Regions from separate parts of the Mus musculus genome. Here region 1 is linked to region 2. Evidence: chromatin loops called from intact Hi-C (ENCODE). Cell type or tissue: left cerebral cortex. All regions are shown on one strand. Each heading gives the region's core, and the rest is flanking DNA. Links, peaks and the distances in the headings are about the cores only.

Evidence for each region. A loop is a pair of places that touch in the nucleus more often than their neighbours do. Peaks named below come from ENCODE experiments on the same cell type or tissue, not always from the same donor. Only the 100,000 strongest peaks of a DNase experiment are listed, where the experiment ranks them.
Region 1: a loop joins it to region 2, with 7 times the contacts of the local background. A loop is called at or near these places in 6 of 42 quality-filtered maps.

The regions. Positions count from the first base shown.
Region 1 is chr13:59,478,918-59,484,292 of GRCm38, reverse strand. Agtpbp1 (ATP/GTP binding protein 1) reads left to right here. Exons shown (of 26, transcript NM_001377097.1): 18 at 1,689-1,776. Among named protein-coding and RNA genes, the nearest start is that of Gm34788, 64 kb to the right of the region's middle. In left cerebral cortex, for the core only: no CTCF peak of the experiment used is centred there; a DNase peak (open chromatin) is centred at 3,256; H3K27ac peaks cover 660 bases.
Region 2 is chr13:59,429,113-59,434,487 of GRCm38, reverse strand. No RefSeq gene overlaps it. Among named protein-coding and RNA genes, the nearest start is that of Gm34788, 15 kb to the right of the region's middle. In left cerebral cortex, for the core only: no CTCF peak of the experiment used is centred there; DNase peaks (open chromatin) are centred at 1,957, 2,830 and 3,156; H3K4me3 peaks cover 562 bases.

The DNA of each region.
Region 1 (5,375 bases), core at 212-5,211, 50 kb before region 2:
GCTTTTTGTTTGTGGGGAAGAGGGAGACACAATCTCACCATGTAGACTATGCTAGCCTGGGGTACAGATTTCCACATATGTCTCTCCAGTGCTGGGGTGAAAGGAGAGCACCGCTGTGCCTGGGCACGCAGTGCAGATTTTGTTTTTGTTTTTTAAATTTTATTTTATTAGATATTTTCTTTATTTACATTTCAAATGCTATCCTGAAAGTTCCCTATAAATCCCCCCCCCCCCGCTCCCGTACCCACCCACTCCCTCTTTTTGGCCCTGGCGTTCCCCTGTACTGGGGCATATAAAGTTTGCAAGACCTCGGGGCCTCTCTTCCCAATGACGGCCGACTAGGCCATCTTCTGCTACATATGCAGCTAGAGACACGAGCTCCGGGGGTACTGGTTAGTTCATATTAAAGCTCATCCAGGAAAGTACATCGTCTGCTTGACCAAAAAACAACTTGGGGAGGAAAGGGTTAACTCATCTTACACAAAGAAAGTCAGGACAGGAACTCACACAGGGCAGGAACCTGGAGACAGGAGCTGATGCGGAGGCCTTGGAGGAATGCTGCTCACTGGATTGCTGCCCATGGCTTGCTCAGCCCAAGACCACCAGGCCAGGGATGGCCCTACCCACAGTAGGCTGTGCCCTTCCCATTAGTCACTAGTTAAGGAAAGTCCTACAGTTGGATCTTAGGGACACGTTTCCTCAGTTGCAGTTCCCTCCTCTGGGATGACTCTAGCTTATGACATATTGATGTAAGACTAGCCAGGACACAAGCCATATTAACACTTCTGTAGAGAAGGAATGAAAACACACACAAATTTTTGTGGTTTTTCTCAGTGCACATGAGACTCTATAAAGAATTAGAGGAGTTATTGCTGAGTATTGTGTGTGAGTGTGCATGTGGCTGTGCCTGCATTGTGGTATGCATGTGTGTGCACTTGGTGTGCCTGTGTCTGTGTGTTTATTGTGGTGTGTGTGTGAGCACATGCCTGTGTGTATGTGTGCATGATGCCCTTTCACTTTGCTTCAGCCAGGGTGTGTCTTTGTGTGGTTGCATGTGCATGTACTGTGGTGTGTGTGCACTTGCCTCTGTGTGTGTGTGTGCATGTGTGTGTACTGTGGTGTAACTGTGTCTGTGTTTGTGCACACTCCTGTGTGTGTGTGTGTGTGTGTGTGTGCATGGCGCCCTTTACACTTTGCTTAGGCCAGGGTGTGTCTGCCTTTGTGGTGGGCTGCTGCTTTGGCCAGCTCACTGGAGGAGCTTCCTCTCATCTAGGAGCACGGAGATTACAGCCAGGTGCAGCTTCTCCGTGGCTTCTGAGGGTTAATGGAGCCTGATGCTTGGGAGATGAGTTTTACCTTCGGGGCCATCTCCCTACACGATTTCTTTATTAAATTTTACTTTTTACAAGGAGTAAAAATTATCTTTAATTGACACTTGAACAACAATTTAACAGAAAAGAATTGGTAGCCACTCACTCTAAAGTTATTCCATTTTAGTTGAACTTTAAAAGGGGATATTGATTAAATTATAGTTTAAGAAATTACTCATATTTCTCTAATACATCTTAAAATAATGAAATGCAGTATACCCCAGTCTTCCTGAAATTTTGGTGCTTTCTAGAAGGCAGGATTCATTTTTACATCAATTCTGAAAAGAATTCTCTCTTTCCTTTCCTCTTCTTTCAAAGGTATGCAGCCACTTATGTATTCAGTTCAGGAAGCACTAAATGCCAGACCATGGTGGATCCGTATGGGCACTGACATTTGTTACTACAAGTGAGTATTCTTACAGAGGTTCCCAGAAGGCTCCATTCTATCCCCTTTCAGTGTAACAGTGAAAACACTTAGTATGCATGTTGGCTAGTCAGGGGAAGAGAGGGACCCTCAATTAAGAAAATGCCTGGACAGGACGCAAGCCTGTAGGTTATTTTCTTAATTAGTAATTTGATGTGGGAGGGTCCAGCCTGATGTGGACGGTACTACACCTAGGTTGGTGTCCTGGATTCTGTAAGAAAGAAGGCTGAGCAAGCCATGGGGGCCCAATAAGCAGCGCCCTCCATGGCTTCTGTGTCAGCGCCTATCTCCAGGTTCCTGTCCTAGCTTCCTTCAGAGATGGACAGTGCTGTGGAAGTGTAAGCCAAATAAATGCTTTCCTCTCCTCCTTACTTAGTCATGGTGTTTTAACCCAGCAATAGTGACCTTACTTTTTATTGACTCTTTGGGAATTTCCTACAGTGTATTTAGACCCTACTCAGCCCCACTCCTGCCTCTAGCTCCTTCAGCCCCACTCCTGTCTCCCCAACCCCCGATACCTTGCCTCTTCCTTTTCCTTTTCCTCTTTTTCTTCACCCCCCCCCCTTTTGTAAAATAACCATGGAGTCTAATTCGTGCTGCCCATATACCTGTTTGGGGACATCCGTTGGAGCATGGTTGACCTGCAAAGGGGCCACACCATTAAAGAAAACCAACTCTCTCTGCCCCAGAAGCCATCAAATGTCCATAGTGTCCCTGATTGGAGTGGAGGCTTGTTCACCTGGTGCCTGCAGGCAGTCTCAGCTGCCCTGAGTTCATAGGCACAGCTGTCCTGTTACGTCCAGAAGTCTCTGTTTGAGTCTGACCTGTAGAACCTTTTCTTGTTCCTCTCCTGAGGTGGTCCTGGAGCCTGTGTGGGAGAGCAGGTGGAGTACGATTATTTGCCTGTGTATGGCTACGGCTTTGCTTGTAAATGATGTCGATGGAGAAGTCTTAGACCTTGCTTCCTATTTTACTCTAATTCTGTAGATAAAATGTTTGCATATAATGCTTATTCTCCTTCCTATAAAATACATTAGGAGCTTGGTGTGTGTATCTCACACCACATAGTTGCTGCACTTCTTCCCACTGTTCGTCCCTCAGCCCAGTTTTCCCTATGACCTTTATCCTTGATGTACTTGTGCTGGGCCCTGGGAGCGCCTGGTGGTTGCTTATGTGCGTTTCTGTGCCGGGAAGGGTAGGAGGTATGGCTTACTACCTCACGACTGCCTCGGCTGTTGTGTAAGTAGGTCAGACCTTTCCTCGAGAGAAGGCCCGTGATTACAAATTTGCTGTTGTCTTTTCAGAAATACTTCCCTAATGTACACAGACTTTTAGGCTAATCTCTTAAAATGGAAACCATGTACGTATCTGACTTACAACTCTGTCCAGCTTCTCCGGCAGATGGGCACAGATGTGCTCTTTGGCAGCATGGATTTTGTCTTGTGTTTCTTTACTGATAGAACATGTGCTTTATACTCTCAGAGGACACCATTTGCTGTCAGCTGCGAGGAACAGCGTAGGCCCGTTTGAGTGAGATGCCAGTTTCCTATGTTCTTCTGTTGGAATATGAATGCACATAGTAGAAGAAATGCTCTGGTTTGAAAACCTTTGCATCTAAACTGAACATTTAAAATCCTGTGTTTTTAACTTTTTATTGATTTTTTTTTTTGGAGGGAGAGTGAATTTCATAACATGTACCTTAACCCCACTTATCTTCCTGTTCCCTTATCTCTGCCCTCTGCCCTTGCAACCTCTCCCAAAATAAAAATAATTTTTAAATTTTTATCTTTTAATGATCATTTCCCATCAGTCACACAAGATTCTGTATGTTTATAATTTTGGTCTTGGTGTTTATCTCCTTTGGATGGCAGTTTCTGTCTTGTTAGTCTTGAATTTTCCATAAAGTGGATTTTGACTCTTAATGTTGTCCTTAACTAGCACTGATTGTCTCGTTCTTGTAGCTTTGCCAGAAGACGATGACGTCTAAAATTTAAACTAACATAACAGTTTATGTTCTCTTTGGAAAAACCTATATCTTAAATTCTGTTACTTTCTGGGAAAGAAATGGGCTTCATCTCAGTAAGGTTCCATCCCTCCGTGTTTGTTAGCAAAATAAATAAGTAGCACACAAATAAGAAAAAGAAACAAAGGAAATATGTACCCTGATCTCCACTTCAGAGTGCTTGTAGTGTCTTTAATGGTAGCTCCATAGAAAGGTGCTCTTGGGTCACCTGTTCTGTGGTAGAATGTTGCAGCGACCTAGTGCTGACCCGGGCAGTGGTGGGCATGGTTCTGGAAGAATTGTTCAGGCCATCAATATCAGAATATCCCTGCTTCTCTACGTACCCTTTAGTTCTTTTCACACTGCAGTGTGCACGACTGTAACACAGTTAAGTTCTGTTCTGTGTAAGGAGTGATAACAGGAGTTTTTGCTTTTTCGTCTGGCTACTCTCAGACCAAACTGGAATTCTGTGCAACTTAGCATTCATTGGTTAACTATATTTTTGTGTTGCATATGTTTTCCAGAAATCTGTTACTAAGGATCGGAGACTGTTGTGTTAGTTATAAATAGAACATAGTTGTCTTCGGTCAACATGTGTGTCTTGTTTTGTTTATAGCCCGTAACTTCCATAGAACATGTATGATAACATGTGTTGGCATGGGTTCTTACTATTTTATTGGGTTCTTATAACTCGACTTCCCTTCCAATCCTTATTCCATCCCAACTCCTTCCAACCCCTGACACTAGGTAGGAGAGAAACAAGGTTAGAGGGGAACGGGGACCTAGACCTCTCTAGGTTTCTTCCTGCTGATTAGGGGTGTTGAGTTGAGGCAAGTCCAGTCTTTGTCTTCAGAATATCCAGTTTCTTCTTGTCTCATTTCTCACGACCATTTGACAAAAAGAAACAGCAGGGGCGGCGGCAGCAGTCTCCTTCCCAGGCCCTCTTGGAGTTTTCCTATTTATTCCCTCCCCAAAGTCTCCAGAATTAAACTCTCTGCAGCTGGCAAAGATCACACCCCAGCTAGTGCAGCCGGCAAATCACAATCACCTGTTGTGAAGCAGCCTCTTGTCCCACACCTGGGAATAAAACAAAAACATATTCACATAACATAACTGGGTTCTTAAAGAAACCAAACTCTCACTACAGGGATATGTACCTCTTCAGTTAGCTGCCAATTCAGAGAAGAAACTGTTTTGTATGTTTCTTAGTTCTTAGCATTTGCCATTATCTGCCCATACAAGAGACAGTGATGAAGTTAATGAAGAATAGTTTGAATATCTACGTGTGTGAATAAATTTTTAAAAGCGTTTTTAGAGCTTTACAAATTAAGTCAACAGCAGATCTTTAAATGCCTATGTCAGCAATACTTAAGGACTTTTAAAAGCTATGAACAGGATGCTGTCGCAGGTGTTTGCTGCCCATGTTGAACAGTTGCTGTTGTGTGATCAGTTCTGTGTGTGCATTTCAGAGCTCCCTACCTCCCTGTTGACTGTGAAGGTTCCTAACACTGATTTATGCATACTGTGGGGCTGGTGTTGGAAGGTGGGTGCGCCTGCCACTGCTTTGTGTGGAGGTCAA
Region 2 (5,375 bases), core at 304-5,303:
GGGAGACAACAACTGCTCACCACCTTTCCAACCTTGGGCTCCTCCTCCTCGGCCTCCTCTGAGCCTTGGGACATGTGAATGGCCCCCAAGTGGTCTTCAGCTACACTCCTTCCTGCTGGATGCTCTAGGACCTGCCTGGGCACTGGGATTAGATGCTAGGCTGCAGTCTCTGTTGCCTTTCACAGACTATGAGTGGGCCTGTCTGCTGGCTACCACTTACTGCTGCCCACAAGCCTCGCAGTGCTCAGACAAAGCTGAAGTAACTGAGTCCAGCTAAGGACCAAGGGAAGGGCAGAAAGTGACCGATACCATACAGCCAAGGCTCCAACTGCCTCTTCCAAGTAGAGGGCCAGGTGTGGCCACTCCCATTCAGTCTTGACATCTCTCTTGTGGACACGGGCTACACTGGATGTCTAAAACCAGAAAGGGTATGGGTCTGAAGCCCTAACAGGTAGCCTTGAAACTCACCGTCATTGGACTTTGTATCCATTTGTGTCCGTTAATTTGGTATTGCTACAACATAAAGCAAAAAGTCTGGGTTCTTCATACAGCAGAGGTTTGCCTGATTCATGACTCTGGTGACTAGAAGGTCCAAACAGTGTGGCACACGTATTAGGGCCCACAATTGGTCCTTCTGGTCAGGCGCAGCATTGCAGAAGAGTTTAAAGGTGCACAGAGATGGGGTGAGGAAGAGACTGGGAAGGGTGACTCAGTTTATAACAGCTGGGTTTCCTGGAAGCGAATCCAGTCCTGCGAACCCCACATAACCAGTGGTCATCATTGAGAATGGGGCCCTGAGACCCAAAGATCTCTCTTTAGGCAGTCTTCTAGAAGTTTCCACTTGCCGACTTCATTATATGGGAGACCAGCCTTGTGGACCAAAGCACACAGAAGCTGTGTGACATGCTTCTGGGAGACTTGGCTGCACAGTAGATCCCCACTTCCTTTCCTCATCCTGCACTCCACGCAGGGAGTGACCCCAAGGCTTTGTCCTTCCTTCAGGCTAGAGCAGGTCCACTCCCTTTCCTTATAGAATGGAGGCATTCCCTCAGCTTGCTTCCTTGAACAGAAAGTTCCAAGTCCCCTAAATAGGAAAGCAAGGTGGCAACTTATTGATCAACCTGGGCAGGAAGCAGAGGGTGTTGGCCTTGTGCTGAGCTAGAGTGGTTGTGCTGTGTTAGGGCTCTTACTGTGTGTGCACATGTGTGCACTGTCTATGTGTGTGCAACTCTCTCTCTCTCTCTCTCTCTCTCTCTCTCTTTTCTCTTTCTATTCTCTTTCTCTCTGTCTCTGTCATTATATTTCGAAAAGCTACTGGTTTTTATGTTGACGTTTTGTATGCTGCTACTTCTACAAAAGTTATGCTCTTCACTCCTGTGTCAGTGCCAAGGCCTAAAAGTGACAAGGAAGTCCACAAGATCTGGGGATGGCTCAGATATGTGAAAACCAGAAGAGCAGAGGTGGGGGAGTCCAAGGCCTGCTGTGGAGACAGACCCTAGTGACAAAATGGGACACTTGAGCGTGTACACAGAACAGATGGGTAATGGCGATGCTGTCAGATGACCACAGAGTGATGAACTGAAGAGAAAGGTCAGGAGAAGGAGCAGGGATTACATATTTATAGGACTGTCAGGACAAAGATGGGAATGGCTTGTGACTGAACTGCAGGTCTGAGATGAACCATTGGGAACAGTGGCTGGAGACACCACATAGGGGAGATGCCTGAGTAGCAAGCAGTGCATGATTTGACAGCACCCCACACCCCACTCATCCCCAGACACCACATAGGGCAGACGCCCAAAGAAGCCACTGCCTGCTGGTGTGACAGCACCCCCTCTTCAGGTTTCCACAGTCTCTCCAGTTTCTTATCTCCCTCTCCCTCTTGGCTTCTTCCCTATGAGATTGCGTACTGCAGGTTTGTGGGCACACGTGCACGGCTGGCTTGAGTCTGCTGGGAGAACTGGTAAGAGAAGGAGGGAGTGGTTGGATACTCGGAGATGTCAGGCATGGACAGGATGGATCTAGGACTTGGCTCTGATAAAGAGGGAGAGAATTGTATTCCTTGTTTCTGGTTCTCCTGCCTCGCCTCCACCTTCCCACGGAGATTTCGGAGAAAGAAGTAAAGAATTACATATTCATCAGGCCGGACCCAAAGTGCCGACATAAACACGTGACAGCACGTGGGTCAAAGCTGATGGGATTCCTGTATGCCAAACCTCTTCACATATAGAGCAACTCAGGTGACACTGCTGTGTGGTTCCCTGTCCGGCTTTCTAAGGTTGAGACAGTCTCATTCTCTCTCTCTCTCTCTCTCTCTCTCTCTCTCTCTCTCTCTCTGTCTGTCTCTCTCTCTCTCTGTGTCTCTCTCTCTCTGTCTCTCTGTCTCTCTCTCTGTCTGTCTCTCTCTCTCTCTGTGTCTCTCTCTCTCTGTCTCTCTCTCTCTGTCTCTCTCTCTGTCTCTCTCTCTCTCTCTCTCTCTCTCTCTTTTCCGAGACGGTTTCTCTGTATAGCCCTGGCTGTCCTGGAACTCACTTTGTAGACCAGGCTGGCCACACAAAAGGGTTTTGAGACACTGGTGAGAACAGAAGGGAAAGCATCTCCCAGTGAGACCTGGTCAGCAGAATGCATCTCTTTCCTCTGTGAACAAAGGGGCCAGTGGAAGGAAGAGTAAGGTGGCAGCAAAGCGGCTACTGAAGGTCCTGCAAAGGGGATGGGCTGCTGCTGAACTGACAGCGCCATGCGTCTTACTGAGCATGCGCAGAGCTGCTGTGCGGTGGGGGCCAGACAGGCCCACCCTGAGAGCAGAGAAAGGAGAGTCTGGAGAGCGCTCCATTAACCATCAGTGAGAGCTCTGGATAGGGGCCTGGGACCAGCATGAGATAACAATGCACAGGGGGTTGTCTGAAACAAGGAGGCCAGCAGGCTAAGAAGAACAAATAGCATAACGCGGAACATAGGTTCCGCAGAGAAATGAAAGCAATCCAATGTTTTGGAATAGAGTGCGGGGCTGGTTTAAACCAGCGCCTGGTGGCTTTTCTCCATCTTGGAGGGTGGCATCCTCAGCCTCTGAACAGCGTGGAAGAGCGTGTTTCTAATTATCACGTTGGGCCTTTGATCTGCTCTAATTATTTGTTTCCTCTGTAAACAAACTAGACTCACTGATGCTGGGCTTGGCTCACTTCTCTGCTTGGAGGTGGTTGGCGGCGGGCCACCAGTGCTTCACAAATGACACACAAGTGCCCTGGCTCCCACACGTAGTGCAGACACAGGGCTTCTACTGCGTGCTACAGATATGCAGGATTGTTGGCTGAGGTTACCTTACTGGTCTCTCTCTGTCTTGTCCTTTCCAGGAAGCTCTGGAAAGAGATGGAAGAGACCATGATACAATCAAGCAAAACCGGCTACACACAAGTGGGAGCACCAGCAGGCCGTAAAGGCCGGACACATCATCATTAAAAACACCCAAGGTGGAGGCTGGAGAGCTGGCTCAGCAGTTAAGAGCACTGACTGCTCTTCCAGAGCTCCTGAGTTCAACTCCTACCAACCAGCAACCACATGGTGGCTCACAACCATCTGTAATGGGTTCCAATGCCCGCTTCTGGTGATGTGTCTGAAGACAGCTATAGTGCACTCATATAAATAAAATAAATAAATAAATCTTAGCAGAAAATTACCCAAAGCTTCTGGGTCAGTCTTGTGGAATTTATGGACTCAGCCCACACCTGAAACTCGAGCATCCAAACTGTAAAACCTCCAGCAACCGTGAGATGAGGGCTCCACGTGGGTGTGGCCACTCTTATGACCTGAGAAGGATTTTTGCATATATTCTTGTGAATTCTACTTTTTAAAGCAGTTATTAAAAATTTGGTCTTAGGATAGAACAGAGAGCTTCACATGTGTCTAGCCTGTGCTCTAACCATTGATCGGCTGCCCTAGACCAGGCCTGTGAATTTGAGAATTAAAAAGTAATTTATTGAGGTATATTTTACATATGATATAATTCACCCACTTCAAGTACACAACACAATGTTTTTTGTTTTTTGTTTTGTTTTTTGTTTGTTTTTTGAGAGAGGGTTTCTCTGTATAGCCCTGGCTGTCCTGGAACTCACCTTGTAGACCAGGCTAGCCTCGAACTCAGAAATCCACCTGCCTCTGCCTCCCGAGTGCTGGGATTAAAGGCATGCTCCACCACGGCCGGCCCAATGTTTTTTAAAAAAAGATATTTACTTTTATGTGCATAGGTGTTTGACTGTATATGTGTATGTGTATCATATGTGGACAGTGCCCATGGAGGCCAGAAGAGGGCATCAGATCCTTTGAAACTGTAGTTACAGATGGGTGGGGAACCATTGCCGAGGTGCTGGGAATCAAACCCAGACCTCTGGAGTTCTGTGCCCACCCTTGTGACTTTCTCTGTTTCACACACTTATTGCTAGGTCTTCCCCTTTTTCCTAGACTCCAGTGACCACTACTCTACACTGTCTCTGCAGACTCACTCTTTCTGAACATTGACATAAGTGGGACCACATGATAGTCTGTCTTACGCTTGTCTCTTTTGTTTAACAAAAACATTTTAGAAGTCCATTTGCATGTCCTAGGGTGTCTCTGATGTCTCATTTTGTTGTTGAAGAAGCCCTGGGTAGAGTGTAGCCATGAGCCCTGGGTAGAGTGTAGCCTTGATCCCTGGTTAGAGTATGGTCATGGTCCCTGGGTAGAGTGTAGCCATGAGTCCTGGTTGGAGTATGGCCATGAGTTCTGGTTGGAGTGTGGCCATGAGCCCTGGTCACACTCCAGTGTGGCTGGCAAGGTGGTGTTGACTAGCAGGCGCCTCTGGAATGTCAGGTGCTTGACTTCAATCAGCCGAGATCTTCAGTTGGCAAGTGATGAAAACCTGTTCCGAACAGATTTCAATGTAAGTACACCAATGTAAAGGGGAAGCTGCGGGCTTACATAATGAGACGCCCGTTGGCATCAAGATAATATCACCCACTTTGGGTTCCTTCCTGAAGTATGTGTTAATTCATAGATTTGACCTGGTGCTATTTGACTAGGACTGTGAGCTTTTGAGTTCAAGTTTACTAGACAAATGCCCAGTTCTAGTAGTTTGAGAGAAGTTGTCTTGTTGTCTAGATGCAGTTAGGGAATAGGTAACAATAGGGAGGATTGTGCTACAAATAAATCAAATTAAAGGTTAGATTTCTGGCTCTAGCATCTAAACCTTCCTGTTTAGCCATTTTCTCATGTAAATTGGGCACACATGCATTTGATGGACAGATAGCAATTCAGCTCCATACATGAGACTTATTTGGGATGGAGGTAAGAGAGCAGGGTGCAGACTGTCTTGAAAAATTTATGTTTCAACAGAATGTAACTGG